Regions from separate parts of the Homo sapiens genome. Here region 1 is linked to region 2. A link is an interaction called in ENCODE POLR2A ChIA-PET data of the cell type or tissue named here. Cell type or tissue: HCT116. All regions are shown on one strand. Links, peaks and the distances in the headings refer to the core of each region. The heading gives the core; the rest is flanking DNA.

What was found. ChIA-PET counts read pairs that join two places held together with the same protein. Peaks named below come from ENCODE experiments on the same cell type or tissue, not always from the same donor. Only the 100,000 strongest peaks of a DNase experiment are listed, where the experiment ranks them.
Region 1: POLR2A ChIA-PET joins it to region 2 with 5 read pairs; 3 of 35 experiments call an interaction of 5 or more read pairs at or near these places.

What each region holds. Positions count from the first base shown.
Region 1 is chr19:49,244,513-49,248,896 of GRCh38, forward strand. The region is part of intron 2 of LOC107985340 (a long non-coding RNA gene); the gene reads left to right. Among named protein-coding and RNA genes, the nearest start is that of MIR4324, 62 kb to the right of the region's middle. In HCT116, for the core only: no CTCF peak of the experiment used is centred there; no DNase peak of the experiment used is centred there.
Region 2 is chr19:48,864,417-48,868,800 of GRCh38, forward strand. It overlaps PLEKHA4 (pleckstrin homology domain containing A4), which reads right to left and starts at 4,201. Exons shown (of 20, transcript NM_020904.3): 1 at 3,667-4,201; 2 at 3,121-3,210; 3 at 1,087-1,194. The coding sequence starts at 3,204. In HCT116, for the core only: no CTCF peak of the experiment used is centred there; no DNase peak of the experiment used is centred there; H3K4me3 peaks cover 1,102 bases; H3K27ac peaks cover 805 bases.

The DNA.
Region 1 (4,384 bases), core at 66-4,065, 380 kb after region 2:
GGTGATTTAGTGTGGCCGTCGGTTACTCAGGTAGACTTGGTTTGTTGTCCTTGACTGCTGCACCGTCCTCCATAGCATGCATTTAAGATCCACATTTTATATTTGATTCCCTAAATAATGAGACAGCTTCTTGTAATCACAAACGTGATCCAAACATGATCACGATGAACCATCCGTTTCTAGGGTTTGTGTGAGAACTTTCCTATGCTTGGGAATGGAGTCACTGGCCCGTAAATCTGTGCTTAATTTTTTTTTTTTTTTTTTTGAGTCCAAGTCTCGCTCTCAGTCTCGCTTTGCCCAGGCTGCAGTGCAATGGCACGGTCTCAGCTCACTGCAACCTCCGTCTCCTGGGTTCAAGCAATTCTCCTGCCCCAGTCTCCTGAGTAGCTGGGATGACAGGTGTCTGCCACCACGCCCGGCTAATTTTTTGTATTTTTAGTAGAGACAGGGTTTCACCATGTGGGCCAGACTGGTCATGAACTCCTGACCTCATGATGCTCCTGCCTCAGCCTCCCAAAGTGCTGGGATTGCAGGTGTGAGCCACCGCGCCCGGCCTACTTCGCTTAATTAAATGCTGCAGACTTTCAGCTGTCTTCTGTTCTGGTTGGAAGCCATCTCAGTCAAAACATGGCAAAACCCCATCTCTACTAAAAATTTAAAAATACCCTGGCTCATTTTGCATTTTTAGTAGAGACGAGGTTTCACCATGTAGGTCAGGCTGGCCTTAAACTCCTGACCTCAGGTGATCCGCCTGCCTCGGCCCTCCCAAAGTGCTGGGATTACAGGTGTGAGCCACCGCACCTGGCCCCCATTGCAGTTTGAGAGGCTTTATATAATAAAGGGCAGAGCACTCAGGAGGCTGCTCCTCTAGGGCTGCAATGGTCCAGCATGATAGCTATTAGGCACACGTGGCTATTTTTCCTTTTTTTTTTTTTTTTTGGAGACAGAGTCTTGCTCTGTCACCCAGCCTGGAGTGCGGTGGCACGATCTCGGCTCACTGCAAGGTCCCGGGTTCACGCCATTCTCCTGCCTCAGCCTCCCGAGTAGCTGGGACTACAGGCACCCGCCACCACACCCGGCTCATTTTTTTGTATTTTTAGTAGAGACGGGGTTTCACTGTGTTAGCCAGGATGGTCTCGATCTCCTGACCCCGTGATCCGCCTGCCTCGGCCTCCCAAAGTGCTGGGATTACAGACATGAGCCAGCGTGCCTGGCCCCGGCTATTTTTTTTTTTCCTTTAGACAGTCTTGCTCTGTCACCCAGGCTGGAGTGCAGGGGCGTGATGACAGCTCACTGCAGCCTTGGCCTCCCGGGCCCAAGCGATCCTCACGCCCAGCATCTTGAGTAGCTGGGACCACAGGCATGTGCCACCATGACCAGCTAATTTTTTTTTTTTTTTTGTAGAGACACGGTCTCCTTATGTTGCCCAGACTAGTCTCAAACCCCTGAGCTCAAGCGATCTTCCTGTCTTGGCCTCCCAACGTGTTGGGATTACAGGCGTGAGCCACCACACCTGGCCAAAACTCAGTTTTTATTGAGCTATAATTTACAGACAACAAGCACAGATACTAAATGTATACTTTAATGAGTTTTGACAAATGACCCCTGTCACCAATGCCCCAATTTCCGTCACTCCAGAGAGTTACTTTGGGTTCCTTTCTCTTCACCCCAGAAGCAATGACTGATTTCCATCACTACATATAAGTCTGACCTGTTCTTGGGTTTCATAGATAATAGATTCACACAATACATAGACATTTGTGTCTGGCCTGTTACATTTAATATAGAACATCTTTGCTAAGCCCGAGGTCATAAAGATATTCTATGTTTTCTTCCGGAAGTTTCTAGTTTTGGCTTTTGAATTTAGGTCTTTGGTTCCTGTTAATTTGGGGTGGGGGTATGGTATGTGGCAGGAATATGTTTATATTTTTCTATATGGCTATACAGTAGTTCTAGCCCTGTTTGTTAAAAAGACTTTCCCTTACCCATTGAATTGCTGTGATATCTTTACTGAACATCAATTGGTCATATGTGTATAGGTGGATTTCTGTTCTGTTCTATTGATCTTTTGGTTTATCTTTAGGCTAATATAACACTGCCCTGACTACTGTAGCTTTATAGTAAATCTTGAAATTCGATAGTATGAGTCTCCAACGTGTTCTTTCTCAAGATTGTTTGGACTACTTTAGGTCTTTTGCATTTTTTTTTTTTTTTTTTTTTTGAGATGGAGTCTTGCTCCATTGCCCAGGCTGGAGTGCAGTGGTGTGATCTCAGGTCATTGCAACCTCCCTGCCTACTGAGTTCAAGCAATTCTCCTGCCTCAGCCTCCTAAGTGAAATTACAGGCACCCGATACCACGCCTGGCTAATTATTTTTTAGTAGAGATGGGGTTTCCTCATGTTGGCCAGGCTGGTCTCAAACTCCTGACCTCAGGTGATCCTCCTGCCTTGGCCTCCCAAAGTGCTGGGATGACCGGCATAAGCCACTACACCCGGCCGGTCCTTTGCATTTTCATGTACATTTTAGAATCAGCTTGTCAATTCCTCAACAAACCTGGCTGAGATCTGAATTGCCATTGTGTTGAATCTGTAGATCAATTTGGGGAGAACTGATATCTTGTTTTTTGAGACAGAGTCTTACTCTGTTACCCATGCAGGAGTGCAGTGGTGCGATCTCGGCTCACTGCAGCCTCTGCCTCGCAGGCTCAAGCGATTCTCCTACCTCAGCCTCCTGAGTAGCTGGGATTACAGGTGTGTACCACCATGCCCAGCTAATTTTTTTGTATTTTTAGTAGAGACAGGGTTTCACCATGTTGGCCAGGCTGGTCTCAAACTGCTGAGCTCAAGTAATCCACCCACCTCGGCCTCCCGAAGTGCTGGGATTACAGGCGTGAGCCACCACGCCCGGCCTACACCAATTCTTTGAATTCATAAACAAATATTTCCATTTATTTAGGTTTTTCTCTCAAAAATACCTTGTAGTTTTCAGTATAGAGATTTTTGAATATCTTTTGTTAAATATAGTCTTAGCATTTGATTTTTGAGGCTATTGTAAATGGTTTTGTTTTTAAAATTTCACTTAACTATGGTTTGTTGCTAGTATGCAGAAATGTGATTATTTTTGTATATTGGCTTTTATTTTTGTGACTTTCCTAAGTGCACTTATTCTAGTAGCTTTTTATTTTTGTAGATTCCCTAGGATTTCCTAATTACATGCTTATGACATCTGTGAATAAAGACAGTTTTACTTCTTCCTAGCCAGTTTCTATGCTTTTTATATCTTTTTCTTGCCTTCTTTCACTGGCTAGGAACTTCACTATAGTGTTGAACAGAAGTGGTGTAAAGGGATTTCCCTTCCCTGTTTTCAGTATTGGGGAAAGTATTCAGTATTTCATCATTTAGTATGATGTTAGCTGTAGCTTTTGTCATTGTTGTTAATATCCTTAACACAATGAATGATTCTCAACCGAGGGTGATTTCCCACCTCTTCCAGGGACATTTGGTAATGTCATATGACTTTTTTTTTTTTTTTTTTTTTTTTTTTTTTGAGACTGAGTCTCGCTCTATCACTCAGGCTGGAGTGCAGTGGCGTGATCTCGGCTCACTGCAAACTCCGCCTCCCGGGTTCACGCCATTCTCCTGCCTCAGCCTCCTGAGTAGCTGGGACTACAGGCGCCCGCCACCACGCCTGGCTAATTTTTTGTATTTTTAGTAGAGACAGGGTTTCACCATGTTAGCCAGGATGGTCTCGATCTCCTGACCTCATGATCCGCCCACCTCGGCCTCCCAAAGTGCTGGTATTACAGGCGTGAGCCACTGCACTTGGCCTGTCATGTGACATTTTTCATTGTCACAAACAGCTGAGTGGGGAGCGTTGATGCTGGCATCTTGAGGGTGAAGGCTAGGAACACTGCCAAGCATTCTAGGATGCACAGCACAGCCTCTCCCCACCCCAGCAAAGAATTTTCTGGGCAAAATCCCCATCATGTTCAGGTAGAGAATCTCTGCCCAGCACATGGAGGAAGTTCTGTTGTATTTCTAGTTTGTTGCAGGTTTTTTTTCCTCCAATAATAGGTGTTGAATTTTGTCAAATGGTTCTTCCCTTTAATCTATTAATGTAATAAGTTACATTAATTTCTGGGATAAAACCACTTGCTTATACTGTATCCACTTTGTTTGTGGATTAAATTTGCTAATATACTTTGAGACAGTCTCTCGTTCTGTCGCCCAGGCTGGAGGGCGTGATCTTAGCTCACTGCAACCTCCGCCTCCTGGGTTCAAGCTATTCTCCTGCCTCAGCCTCCCGAGTAGCTGGGATTATAGGCGCCTGCCACCACGCCCGGCTAATTTTTATATTTTTAGTAGAGATGGGGTTTCATCATGTT
Region 2 (4,384 bases), core at 308-4,307:
CTCAGCCTCCCAAAGCGTTTGAATTACCGGCATGACCCACTATGCTCAGCCAGCTCAAATGTCACCTCAGAGATAATTTTCCCTGACCAAATGTCAAATTGAAGTTCTCCTCTCTCAGCCACGTTCAAGCACATCATATTCCGTTTTTTTGTTTTTGTTTTTGAGACAGGGTCTCACTCTGTCACCCAGGCTGGTGTGCAGTGACATGAACACAGTTCACTGCAGCCTCAGCCTCCTGGGCTTCAGCAATCCTCCTGCCTTAGCCTCCCGAGTAGCTGGGACTATAGGCGCACACCACCACGCTCAGCTAGGTTTTGTGTGTGTGTGTATTTGTTGTTGAGATGAGGTTTCTTCATGTTGCCCAGGCTGGTCTAGAATTCCTAAGCTCAAGCGATCTTCCCGTCTTGGCCTCCCAAAATGCTGGGGTTACACCACTGAACCTGGACCCTATGTTACTTCTTCATAGCCCATCCTGCGATCTGAAATGACCAAGTCCATTTATTTATTTACTAATTTATTATCCACCCATGCTCCACCCAATCTGGAATGTAATATAAATACTTTTGTGTTATTTGCATGGTGTGTGCCCTGGGATTGGGAACACTGTAAGTGTTCAAGAAGTAGTCAAGAAAGAATGAATGAATGGGCCAGGCACGGTGGCTCACGCCTGTAATCCCAGCATTTTAGGGAGCCGAGGCGGGTGGATCACTTGAGGTCGGGAGTTTCAGACCGCCCTGGCCAACATGATAAAACCCCATCTCTACTAAAAATACAAATATTAGCTAGGCATGATGGTGCATGCCTGTAAGCCCAGCTACTCGGGAGGCTGAGGCACGAGAATTGCTTGAACTGGAGGCCAGAGGTTGCATTGAGCCGAGATCATACCACTGCCCTCCAGCCTGGGCGACAGAAAGAGACTCTGTCTTAAAAATAAATAAATAAACAAACAAACAAACAATGACGGACTAAGGGGAGGGGCAGTGATAGCAAGAAAAAGAAAGCCTATTTGGGGACTTGCAAGGAGAGAGACAGAGGACAGCCGGGGCACAGACTTCAGTGTCCTTTTCCTTCTCCTACTGACCCCACCTGCTTATGAAGCCAGCCTCGGATGTGCACGGGAAGGTTGGGATCCCTCCTGAGCGCATTGCCTCTCTTCCCAAAGGCGTGGATCTTGTTTACTGCCCGGGTGGGCTTCTGAGGAGAGAAGGGGACAGAAGTGAACAGGGAGAGCCTAGGATGGTCCTGGGAGGGGGTGAGGGTGGACACAGGCAACCGTAGGCTCTCGCTTGGCTGCCCTGAGAAATGGGTCAAGGACCAGCCGGGCGCAGTGGCTCACACCTGTAATCCCAGCACTTTCGGAGGCTGAGACGGGTGGATCACGAGGTCAGGAGATCGAGACCATCCTGGCTAACACGGTGAAACCCCGTCTCTACTAAAAATACAAAAAATTAGCCGGGCGTGGTGGCGGGCGCCTGTAGTCCCAGCTACTCGGGAGGCTGAGGCAGGAGAATGGCGAGAACCCGGGAGGAGGAGCTTGCAGTGAGCCGAGATCGCACCACTGCACTCCAGCCCGGGAGACAGAGTGAGACTCCGTCTCAAAGAAAAAAAAAAAAAGAAAGAAAGAAAAGGGTCAAGGTGGGGGCTGAAGTTGGAGATCAGAATTGGGAGGTGTTCTTATTGCAGAGTTAAGAGACTCTTTTTTTTTTGACAGGCTCTTTGGAGTGCAGTAGCCTAAACACTGCAGCCTTTACCTCCTGGACTCAGGTGATCCTCCAGCCTCAGCCTCCCATGTAGCTGGGACCACAGGCATGTCCCACCATGCCCAGCTAATTTTTTTACTTTTTGTAGGGGACGGGGGTCTCACTTTGTTGCCCAGGCTGGGAGAGACTCTTTTTTTCTTTTTCTTTTGAGACAGAGTCTCGCTCTGTCCCCCAGGCTGGAGCACACTGGCACCATCTTGGCTCACTGCAACCCCTGCCTCTCGGGTTCAAGTGATTCTCCTGCCTCAGCCTCCTGAGTAGCTGAGATTGCAGGCACGTGCCACCACGCCTGGCTAATTTTTGTATTTTTAGCAGAGACGCGGTTTCGCCATGTCAGTCAGGCTGCTCTTGAACTCCTGACCTCAGGTGATCCACCCGCCTCAGCCTCTTAAAGTGCTGGGATTATAGGCGTGAGCCACTGCGCCGGGCCGAGACTCTTTTTTTGATGGGCAGAGGGAGGTGTTCAGAGGCAAGGAAGAGGCTGTAGGGAAGCAATTTGGGGATCAAGCATCCACTGCCAAGAAGCAGATGCCCTTGGCCACCAGAGCCAGAGCTGTAGTAGGTCCTTTGGGATCTGAACTGGGACTATGGGCTGGGAGGGCCCCATAATCAGGGGGAACTCTCACGCTGAGTCTCCAGTGAATCAAAGGATGCCCTGGTGCCCTGCGGTCACACCCCTTAGCAACCAAGTACAAGGAGAGGAAGCCTCAAATCCCTCCATCCTGCCCGGATGGAGCCTCATCTCCTGATGCCCACAGATATCTCAGGCATCCTTAGCCAGGTCCCGACAATATGCCCTTCCTTGGAAGCGGTGGTACTGACCAAGGCTGAGATCAGATCTCTGGGCTCTGAACTTGAGAAACAATATGTGTGGAACGGCAGGAGGAAAAAGAAATGAGTGTCTCCCTAAGCTTTTGGCTGGGATGCCGATTTGGGATGCAAGTATCTGGAGGCCCCTTGGGTCTTATTGTCAGAGAAGGGTCTCTCCTTATAGGATTTCATTAGTGGGTAGATTGGATGGCGAGAGATAGGACAGCAAGTTCTGGCACTAATCAAGAGCAGCCACTACTTCTCAGAACTCGAGGGGCCTCATGGCTGGGGAGCGGCTTTATCTTAGCAACCAGGGTCAAGGGAGGTTGTTACTCTGGTTTAGAATTAGGAAAATACAAAGGGTGGGGACAGAGCTGGGAGTGCCTCTGAATTCCTAGCTGCGGTGTGTAGGCAATTTGGGACCTTACTATGTCTGGCAGACCCCGTTGCTAAGGATCTTTGTCCTTAACAACCAGAGTCCTTGGGGAAACAGAAGGATGGGCGGCCCAGAGCCCCACCTTCCTCCCCATCCCCGCCAGGAAGCTCAAACCTTGGGGCTCAGGCTGCTGAGCGAGGAGATGGTGGAGGCGCTGCTGGCCAGGCTCAGGCTGCTGCGAGGTCGGCTCCCCTCCATCAAGGGCTGGGGGAGAGAAAGAAAGGGGCTGTGTCTCTGCAGTGACGGGTGTGAGACAGAGATGGGGTCAGGGGCTTGGAGGTCGGAGGAGGCTGCAGAGAAAGAGCCTGTTGTTTCGGGACTTGGGGGGCTGGGGGAGGCCATGGCCCGTGACCACATACCAAGAGTGGTGCCAAGAGAGGTAGGCGGCCCTGGCAGCTGCGGGAGGGGGCAGCTGTCTGCAGCCCAGGCCAGAGAATAGGGGCTTCTTTATTCCTGCCCACTGCACTCAGGCCAGGAATTTGACCCTCTCTGTGCTTAGGGACTCCCCATTCCCTGCCTCCTTCCGGCTGCCCCAGGCTACCTGTCTCCCGCCCTCCCACATGCACCCCCAAACCACCCCTGCCAACTCCCCAAGCCAAGCCCTGCGGCACCAGGAATGTGAACCCAGAGAGCCCCTCCCAGCCCAGCCAGGGAACTTACCCAGCTCTGGGGTCCCAGTGACGGGGGGGCAAGAGGACGGTGTGGGTGCTGCGGCACCTAGGCAGTCTCCCGCCTCCTTTGTCTCTTAGCTGCTGTCTCTCATAGTTCTCAATCTCTCTCCTCACCTGCTCACTCACACTTTTTGTCTCTTTGTCTCCTGTCTCTTACGGTCTCTCTCTCTCTCTCTTCCTTTTACACTACCTCTCTCCCCACTCTCACTTTCTGTGTCTCCCTCTGATCTCTGTCTCTTCCAGTCTCTCTCTCACTCATTCTCTCCCTCTCTCTCTCTCTCCAATCTTTCTGTTTCTGTCCAAATCTTTTATTGTCAGACTCACAGGGTCTCTTCCTTAAGTCTCTGTCTCATTCTCTCTCTCTCTCTCTCTCTGTCTCTCAGTCATCCCCTGTGTCCTCTCTCCTTCACACTCAGTCTCTTCCTCTTTCTCTCTGGCTCTGCCGTTTCCTCCCTTTTCTCTTTCCGATTTCCCTTCTCACTTTCTCCCTTCCTCCCTCTCCCAGTTTCTCTTTCCTCTCTGCTGGTCTTTCCCTGCCTCTGCCAGCCGCCCACGCTGCTGTTCTCCCCTCCCAATCCCGGCTGTCCCCGCCCCTTCTGGCCTCCCCACTACAGCCTGACCTCTGGCTCAGCTGCCCCCATAGCTGAAGGGAGGGGCTTGGGCCCCCCAATTCCCAGGTCCCCTAAGGACCAAGGTTGGGACTTCTC